2 separate regions of the Homo sapiens genome follow, and region 2 is linked to region 1. A link is a loop called in an ENCODE intact Hi-C map of the cell type or tissue named here. Cell type or tissue: Calu3. All regions are shown on one strand.

Region 1 (5,000 bases):
TATTACCCTGTTGTAGGATGTCATAATGTACTGTCTTCCATTATAATTCGGACTTTGCATGTGTTTGTTTCCCCAGAGAGACTGCAAGCTTTTAAAGGTCAGGGATATCTCTAATTCCACAGTGCCTAGCCCTAATAGTGCCACAAAGTAGATGGTTAATACGTGCTTACTGATTTAGAACAAGTTTATTCAATCAAGCCATCCTGGGCCGCGTCAGGATGGCTTTGAATGTGGCCCAATGCAAATTTGTAAACTTTCTTAAAACATTGAGATTCTTTTGCAGTTTTTTTTAAGCTCATTGTCTATTGTTAGTGTTAGTGTATTTTATGTGTAGTCCAAGATAATTCTTCTTCTTCCATTGTGGCCCAGGGAAGTCAAAAGATTGAACAGCCCTGATTTAGAAGAAACCTGTATTTTTTTCATCATAAAGAGGCATTTCTGTTTGTTTTTTTTTTTAAATTATTGTTTTCATTTTCTTTCTTAGTTGGCCCTAGGGAATGAGGAAGAGACAGATTCTGGGACCAATATCCTCCTTACGGGAGAGTCAAATGCCAGCTATTATCATTGCCATCAGCAATAAATAATCTTATTCATGCATTCATTCACTTGTTCTTGTATTCAGTCATTCAACAATAGGGGAATAGTGTAGCATAGAGTTTAAGGAGTTAGCATGGGCTTTGGATCTTGCTCATAATCTTAGATATGTTACTGGCCATACTAGTTTGGAAAAGTTATTTAAGCTCTCTAAGCCTTAATTTCCTAATCTATAAAACCAAAATAATAATGCCTATCTAATAAGAACATTTACCAAGTGCTTACATGCACTGTCATTTAATCCCCATTTTACAGATGAGGGATTGAGACATAGTAAGTCACTTGTCCAAGGATGCACAGGTAGAAAGTGTCAAACCAGTTCTAGGTCATAGGTGATTCGATTCCAGAGCACTTGTGCTTAGTGCCATGCCTGACAATCTCATGGGTGTGGCAGTGGCCAGCACAAAGCCATATGAGGGGATCCTATGTGGCACGTTTGGCATGTAGCACATGCTAAATATGTTAATAATTGTCAATAAGTATTTTTTGGCCCAGCACAGTGGCTCATGCCTATAATCCCAACATTTTGGGAGGCCGAGGCGGGCATTTTACCTGAGGTCAGGAGTTCAAGACCAGCCTGGCCAACATGGTGAAACCCCATCTCTTCCAAAAATACAAAAATTAGCTGGGTGTGGTGGCATGTGCCTGTAATCCCAGTTACTCAGGAGGCTAAGGCAGGAGAATTGCTTGAACCTGGGAGGCAGAGGTTGCAGTGAACTGAGATCACGCCATCGCACTCCAGCCTGGGCAACAAGAGTGAAACTCCATCTCAAAAACAAATAATAAATAAATAATAACTAAATAAATAATTTTTTTTAGCATTCAATGTCAGAGAAGATATAGGGCATGGCTTTGAGGATGTGAAGAGGAAAAGATACACAGACTCTGCTCTCAAGTTGCCACCAGTCTAGTAGTGCCACCAGACACTGGTGTAAACCAAAAATAAAAATCTAAGCCTCCCCAACTATCTGAATGGACCCGTCTTCTCAGCCAAGGGCATTCCAAAGTTAACCTGAAAAACTAGTTCAGGTCCTGATTAGAAGCAGGAGCTGGACATACCTCATCATAACCCTCATCCCTTTTGGAATTACTGATGGAACAGACTCTTTAAGTCTGATAAGAAACATTTACAATCTATTGTTTCTGAAGCCTGCTACCTGGAGGCTTCATCTGTATGATAGAAGGTTGGTCTCACAATCCCTTATCTTGACTCAGATATTCCTTTCTATTGATTCTAATTCTATTGATTCCTGACATAGCACTCAGGAGATCCTGAGAACATGTGCCCAAGGTGGTCAGGCCACAACTTGGTTTTACACATTTTAGGGAGACATAAGGCATCAATCAGTACATGTAAGGATGTACATCGGTTTAGTAAAGAAAGGTGGGACAACTGGAAGGGGGTTGGGGGAGCTTCCAGGTCATAGGTAGATTCAAAGCTTTTCTGACTGGCAATTGGTTGAAAGAGTTAAGTTACTGTCTAAAGACTTGGAATCAGCTGGGTGCTTACATGTACTGATTGATGCCTTATGTCTCCCTAAAATGTGTAAAACCAAGTTGTGGCCTGACCACTTTGGGCACATGTTCTCAGGATCTCCTGAGTGCTATGTCACAGGCCATTGGTCCCTCATATTTGACTCAGAATAAATCTCTTCAAATATTCTATAGTTTGTCTCTTTTCATTGACACTTGTATGCCAAGAGGCAGACAATCATAAACTACCACTGCTAAAAGAAACCTTAGAAAGCATCCGATCCAACTCCCTCATTTGACAGATGAGTAAACCGAGGCCCAATGGCGGGGGTGGGGGAGTGAATTACTTTAGGTTGAAATTTGGACAAAAATCTAGATCTACACTGGAGTGCAGTGTCCTTGACCTAAGGAAAGTTCAAAAAGCGGCAGAGAGATGGTCCCTATCCGAGGCCTGCGTGCACTTACAAAGTAGCTTCCTGGGGAAGCAGAAGCGGTTTGGGGAGGGGGCGGGCCAGGGGAGTGGCTGACGGGGAGAGCTCAGCCTTTAGCCAGACCCTCCGGGATCCCCTGGGATCACTTGGCTCACTCGAGTACACAACCCTTTTGCATCTTGTGTACTTCTAAATTTCAAATGGTGACTTCCTCTCCCTTCCCTGTCTTTTAATAAGGGTGTGGGGTAGCGGGGAGATTCTATTCCTGTCTACTTCTCTAACTGTTGCAGGTTCTTAGCTGAAGGACCCAATCTCTCTGATCCTCAGGCTCCTTCAAAACAAAACAAAACAAAACAAAACAAAACAAAACAAAACAAAACGAGAAACCAGAAAAGTAGGGGATGGACTAAGTTCCCTTTTAGCTCTAAAATTCCATGGGTCTTCGGAGGGGAAGACAATGCTTTCAGAGCACGTTTAGCCGGTGAACCTGAAAACGAGGATTTTTTTCATTTGCGAAGTGGAGGTACTCCTGCGCGCCCAGGATGCAGCCACTAGAGGGCAGCAAGTCTTCCAGCACCTGTGCAGGTGGCCGCCGCCGGGCCCCACAGGAAGACAAGCAAGTTGTCTCTTCAGACCTGCCTGGGTCTCTGTAGTTTTCATGTTGTAAATCCTAAACTCAGTTCTTTAGCAAAGAGCAGCCAGCCAAATTAGGATGAGATGAGGGAGCCATTTTGTAAATTAGGCCTAGCACCAGAAGGATAAAAAAAGAGGCCTAAAAAGATACTGGATTCTAGGAAAGCAAATATTTTATGAAAAATTGAAAATGTGTCCGTGTCCTAGTTTAGTCTGCCTTACAGCTCACATCATCAGAGGCAGAGTTTTGAGAAGAACTGGGAGCATTTTAGGCCGGCTGCAGTGGCTCACACCTGTAATCCCAGCACTTTGGGAGGCCGAGGTGGGCGGATCACTTGAGGTCAGGAGTTCAAGACCAGCTTGGGCAACATGGCAAAACCCTGTCTCTACTAAAAATACAAAAAAATTAGCCGGGCATGATGGTGCATGCCTGTAGTCCCAGCTACTTGGGGGGCTGAGGTGGGAGGATCGCTTGAGTCCAGGAGGTTGAGGCTGCAGTGGGCTGAGATCGTGCCACAGCACTCCAGCCTGAGTGACAAAGTTAAACCTTGTCTCAAAACAAACAAACAAACAGACAGACAAAAACAAAAAACAAAAAACAAAACCCAAAAAACAGAAAAGAACTGGGAGCATTTTAAGACTGGTAAAAATTTTGGTAGACTGAAAGGTGATTGAAAAAAAACTAATTTGTAAGGCTCATGTGTTAGACCAGCTTTTCCTAGAGTTCCTTGGGAAGTTTCAGTTCATTTTGCTCATGCTTGTTTGTTTGTTTGTTTGTTTATCTTTGAGACAGAATCTCACTGTGTTGCCCAGACTGGAGTGCAGTGGCGCGATCTTGGCTCACTGCAACCTCCGCCTCCTGGGTTTAAGTGATTCTCCTGCCTCAGCCTCCTGGGTAGCTGGGATTACAGGCACGTGCCACCATGCCTGGCTAATTTTTGTATTTTTAGTAGAGATGGGGTTTCACCACGTTGGTCAGGCTGGTCTCCAACTCCTGACCTCATGATCCACCCACCTCAGCCTCCCAAAGTGCTGAGATTACAGGCATGAGCCACCGCGCCCGGCCTGCTCATGTTTAATAAGCCCTTACTCAGGAAGAATTGGTTCTGGAAGTTTCCAGAAAGTCCACCAAACCATACACTTATTTTTTTTTTTTCTGGAGAGGATGAAATAACCAGAATTATTACATATCCACTGAATAAAAGAGCACCAACCTGGGCTCCTTAAGGGGATAAAAGGAAGGACAGGACAGGTACGGTGGCTCACACCTATAATCCCAGCACTTTCGGAGGCTGAGGCAGATCACTTGAGGTCAGGAGTTCGAGATCAGCCTGGCCAAAATGGCAAAACCTCATCTCTACTAAAAATACAAGAATTAGCCGGGCGTGGTGGTGCATGCCTGAATCCCAGCTACTTGGGAGGCTGAGGCAGGAGAATCGCTTGAACCTGGGAGACGGAGTTTGCAGTGAGCCGAGATGGCACCACTGCACTCCAGCCTGGATGACAGAGGGAGACTCTGTCTCAAAAAAAAAAAAAAAAGGTAGGACAGGAAGCTCAGTGAGGGTGGCAAGGAGGGCTGGGTGCTGGCCTGGCTCATCCTACCATGATGAGGTCAAGTGGCCCCTTCACCTCTCTGAGTCTCGGTTCCCTCCTCTGTCAAATGGCAGGTTCTTCAGAGCTCCAATCAGCAATAATGACATTTCAAATCAACGCAGCTTCCCAAAAGATTCCAGATGACCTGTCCAATGGCCTTTCCAAATGTAGAAGGCCTGGATCCCTTGAGAAGACAGTTCTCACTAGCAGATTATAATCTTGTAGAAGATCTAGAACACTCATGGAACAAAGAGTTAAGGATATCATCTTCATCTA
Region 2 (5,000 bases), 88 kb after region 1:
CCAAAGTGCTGGGATTACAGGCATGAGCCACCGCACCTGGCCACAAACACTGTGCCTGGCAGCTGTTTTTTGATGGACTAAGTAAACAACTGTATCTTTTGAAAAGTATATTAAATTTCTCTTACTTAATTTCAATTATTTTTGTATCATATTTTGATGGTAGGAATATTTAACGAATTTCACAGTTCTAAAATGTTATCAATTATAAGATGCACCATTATTTTATGTATTGATAAGAGAAAAAAGCTGTCAGTTAAACTGATACATCATTGATTGTAAGATACATCCCAATTTCAGAAATGTTAAAATATGAAATAATGTATTCATTTAAATTGATGAGATATTATATGTTAGTTGCTAATGGTAATAATGAACCTTTTCCTTAAAAATTAATAAGGTAGAAATTAATCATTTATATTTAAATTCTGGCTAAACCTAGCAAAGTGTACACACATTTAAGCTGCTGTTTCCTGAAAGCTCACAAAAGTAGCAGTATTGGAATTTTAAAAAGCGTAAACTTGCAAGGACAAAGAGAACAAGGGAGGATACCACAGCAAATGACAACCGTTGACAGTTTTTAGAAAATGAATGTCTAAGTAAAAGAGTTTTGATATTTGGTTATTGTGGAGGAAAAATTGGTGATAGGTACATGGGAAGTTACAAACAAAAACACGAGGCATTTAACCTCAGAGGAAATAAAAAATTTTGCAAGAAAGGAAGTCATAGCATAGTATATAGCTTAGTTGTGAATAGTGTTTACATATTTATAATAATGCAGTTATTGAGTATTTAATTTTTTATTGAGAAGTTGGGGGAAGAGGAAGTGGGAGTGTTTGGGTGCTACAAGAGAGTTAAAACCAAATATTTTCAACACAGTAAGTCAACAGTGTCTAAAATTGGTAAGTCAAGAATTGTCAATGTAAGCATGCCATTTAGAATTATGGAGGGATTATCACAAGAAATTGCTTAAAGTGCCTAAAAGTAGTTGCTTTTGTGGAATGACGCTCTGGGATCAGAGGCTGCTGTTTTTATTAGGAGCCTTTTAGTACTATATGTTTTGTTTTTTTAAATTATATACATCTTTTACTTTAATTAAAAAAATTTAAGAAGAAAAGGAAACTAGGGTGGTGATATTTATGTTTTCCACTTAGTCAGTCAAGCAGTGTAATCTTTTTTTTTTTTTTTTTGAGACAGAGTCTTGCTCTGTCTCCCAGGCTGGAGTGCAGTGGCATGATCTGGGCTCACGGAGATGTAACCTCCGTCTTCCGGGTTCAAGTGATTCTCTTACCTCAGACTCCCGAGTTGCTGGGATTACCTGCTCCCTCCTCCACATCCGGCTAATTTTTGTATTTTAGTAGAAATGGGGTTTCAACATGTTGGCCAGGCTGGTCTTGAACTCCTGACCTCAAGTGATCCTCCCGCCTCCACCTCCCAAAATGATGGGATTGCAGGCGTGAGCTACCACACCTGGGTAAGCAATTTCTTGATTAGAAATGAAAGAAGACCATTTTTACTGCCCCATGTGTAAAAGAGCTCACTTGGAATTGCTGGAGTAGATAATCACTGTGACCCACCTCTGCCTTGGGAAAGTGTTCATCAAATATTAGTACTGTTGTGAGTCAGACATAGTTCTAGGCGTTAGGGGTAAAAACAAAACAGAAAGACAGTATTCTTATATTCTTATTCTCATCGAAACAATACAGAAATAAAGAAAAATAGTTGTAAAGCCTTTTCCCTGAGCTAAATAACACTGTAAGTTTCTTTGGAAACTGGATAGACCAGTATTGTTTATTTATTTCCCCCCTCTACTTCTCTGCTGGCTTTTCAATAATTGGTTTAAATTTGGCTGGAGCAGTACAGTGTTTTGGTGATGAAGAGGAAAGTGTTCAGGATCTTCAGGACATTGACATTGCATCGTGGTTCTTCTTGAACATCCCCTCTGTGGCTATAATCCTCGGTGCCTAAGTGAGCCTTCACTTGTATGGCCAGGTTGGGGAGAGACTGGCATAATCTTTCTATTAGTCACTTCCTGGCAGGACATTCATATCCTTGTACGGTTCTTAGAAGAACTTAATAGCTAAATGATACTAATAATAGCTACTGATATATACTTTACAAAACTCTTAACATCTGTCATCTTTTTCTTGTACATCTATGAGATATTCCAGTTTTACACAGTGAAAGGGTTTACATGACTTATGCAAGTACACATTGGTAGGTGACAGAACTAGAAGTTGAATTAGTCTCTCAATCTTTTTTTTTTTTTTTTTTTTTTTTGCGATGGAGTCTTGCTCTGTCACCCAGGCTGGAGTGCAGTGGTGCTATCTCGGCTCACTGCAAGTTCCGCCTCCTGGGTTCACGCCATTCTCCTGCCTCAGCCTCCTGAGAAGCTGGGACTACAGGCGCCTGCCACCTCTCCCCGGCTAATTTTTTGTATTTTTAGTAGAGACAGGGTTTCACCATGTTAGCCAGGATGGTCTCGATCTCCTGACCTCGTGATCCACCCGCCTTGGCCTCCCAAAGTGCTGAGATTACAGGCATGAGCCACCGCGCCTGGCCCTCTTGACTTAATCTTGAACTCATTTGCCTATCCAACTATCTTTCCTTAAAATACTCTGGGAAATGCTTTCCACCTTGAGTACCAAACATCATTGATCTTCCTTATTTCATTCTCTCTTCAGGTTAATTCATGTGGCTTTCAAACACAAATCAAACTTTCTTTAATAAAGAAGGAGCCATTTCTTATTGCTTATTTTAGCTCCCTGTTGTTTATTTCCTTAAGTCTAAATTCCTGTGCCTACTTTTTAGGATTTTTCATAATCTAGTGTTAGTCTGCCTATCCAGCATTATCTTTAATTGTCTCCTGTTCCCTTATTTAAATCAGGCAAATCTGTTTTCTCAAAGTATTTAAGCACAGACTCATTCCTGTTTCCTATCTTTAGCTTATAGTTTCTCTTCTTCATTCTGTTCTTTGGGGATCCACCTAAGGCTTCCCTGATAACTGTAATTATCAATAAGTGCTTCCATTCTGACTGCCTATATCACTGTCTGTACCATACATGTTTGCTATTTCATTGTAATGCAGCATTATATACTGTCTTTCAGTGCTCTCTAATTGTTTACACATGTATAAAATAACTGGAATTTAAGTCCTCTGACACGAGAAACCAGATCTCTCACATATACCTAAAAGAATGCTTGAGCGCTTGCCAGATATTCTTTAAATGCTAGTTATTCCAATAAGTATACCTGTTACTGGATGTGTTAGTCCATTTTCACACTGCTATAAAGACACTACCTGAGATTAGGTAATTTATAAAGAAAGGAAGGTTTTTTTTTGTTTGTTTGTGCTTTTTTGAGATGGAGTCTCGCACTGTCACCTGGGCTGGAGTGCAGTGGCATGATCTCAGCTCACTGCAACCTCTGCCTCCTGGGTTCAAGCGATTGTCCTGCCTCAGCCTCCCGAGTAGCTGGGATTACAGTTGCCTGCCACCATGCCCAGCTAATTTTTTGTATTTTTAGTAGAGACGGGGTTTCATCATGTTGGCCAGGCTGGTCTCGAACTCCTGACCTTGTGATTCACCCGCCTCAGCCTCCCAAAGTGCAAGAAAGGAAGTTTAATTGACTCACAGTTTCGCATGGCTTGGGAAAGCCTCAGGAAACTTACAATCATGGCATAAGGTGAAAGGGAAGCAAGCACCTTCTTCACAAGGTGACGAGAGAGAGAGCACATGCAGGGGGAACTGCTGTTTTTAAAACTATCAGATCTAGGCCAGGTGCGGTGTCTCATGCCTGTAATCCCAGCACTTTGGGAGGTCGAGGCGGGCAGATCACTTGAGGTCAAGAGTTGGAGACTAGGCTGGCCAATGTAGTGAAGCCCCATCTCTATTAAAAATACAAAAATTAGCTGGGCGTGATGGCTCATGCCTGTAGTCCCAGCTACTCTGGAGGCTGAGGCAAGAGAATCGCTTGAACCTGGGAGGCGGAGGTTTCAGTGAGTCGAGATTGTGCCACTGCACTCCAGCCTGGGTGACAGAGCCAGACTCTGTCTCAAAACAAACAAAAAAACCCCATCAGATCTTGTGAGAACTCCCTCACTATCATGAGACCAGCATGGGGAAACCAGACCATGATCCAGTCACCTCCCACCGGGTCCCTCCCTCGACATATGGGGACTACAATTTGAGATGAGATTTGAGTGGAGGCACAGAGCCAGACCATATCCCTGGACATGTGGCAGAGTTCACTGGTAATGATGGTGGTCCAAGTGGATAAGAGATTTTCTGAAAATGCGTCTGTGTCTGTTTTCATCGAGAATGTACATAATAATGATTTTTACACTCCTTTCTGCTCTACTTCTGTTTTGGTGATAGGCAGTCGATGATGTGAAGAAAGGTTACATCAAAGCAGAAGAAAAGTCCTATCAATTACAGAAGCTATACGAACAAAGAAAAATGGTCATGGTAAGTTTATGTCCCCATAATCCCTTTAAAAATGCCCCTTCCTACCTTTAAAACCTATAGTCCTAGTCATTTTTGAAAGGATTACAACCTGGTTAGTGGCTTAACTAATTTTAAAAAAGGAGGGGAATAGGGACCTTGATGCAAAGTCCATTGTGTTTCTCCATTTAACACACAAAGATCTTGAATTACTGTGTATTAGTACATAATTTTATTATTATTTTGGGGGGTGGGGTGGGGGAGGGACAGAGTCTTGCTCTGTTGCCCAGGCTGAAGTGCAGTGTCGCGATCTAGGCTCACTGCAACCTTTGCCTCCTGGGTTCAAGCGATTCTCCTGCCTCAGCTTCCCGAGTAGCTGGGACTACAGGCATGTGCCACCACACCCAGCTAATTTTTGTATTTGTAGTAGAGACAGGGTTTTGCCATGTTGGCCAGGCTGGTCTCGAACTCTTGACCTCAGGTGATCCACCTGCCTCGACCTCCCAAAGTGCTGGGATTACAGGACTGAGCCACTGAGCCTGGCCCATAATTTTATTATTA

Evidence for each region. A loop is a pair of places that touch in the nucleus more often than their neighbours do. Peaks named below come from ENCODE experiments on the same cell type or tissue, not always from the same donor. Only the 100,000 strongest peaks of a DNase experiment are listed, where the experiment ranks them.
Region 2: a loop joins it to region 1, with 2.7 times the contacts of the local background. A loop is called at or near these places in 11 of 110 quality-filtered maps.

The regions. Positions count from the first base shown.
Region 1 is chr1:151,591,283-151,596,282 of GRCh38, forward strand. No RefSeq gene overlaps it. Among named protein-coding and RNA genes, the nearest start is that of SNX27, 18 kb to the right of the region's middle. RefSeq lists enhancers at 2,980-3,480, 3,481-3,981 and a cis regulatory region at 4,960-5,000. In Calu3, a CTCF peak has its summit at 3,045 (motif pointing right); a DNase peak (open chromatin) is centred at 3,079.
Region 2 is chr1:151,678,983-151,683,982 of GRCh38, forward strand. SNX27 (sorting nexin 27) reads left to right here. Exons shown (of 12, transcript NM_001330723.2): 8 at 4,374-4,463. Among named protein-coding and RNA genes, the nearest start is that of CELF3, 35 kb to the right of the region's middle. In Calu3, no CTCF peak of the experiment used is centred here; a DNase peak (open chromatin) is centred at 1,979.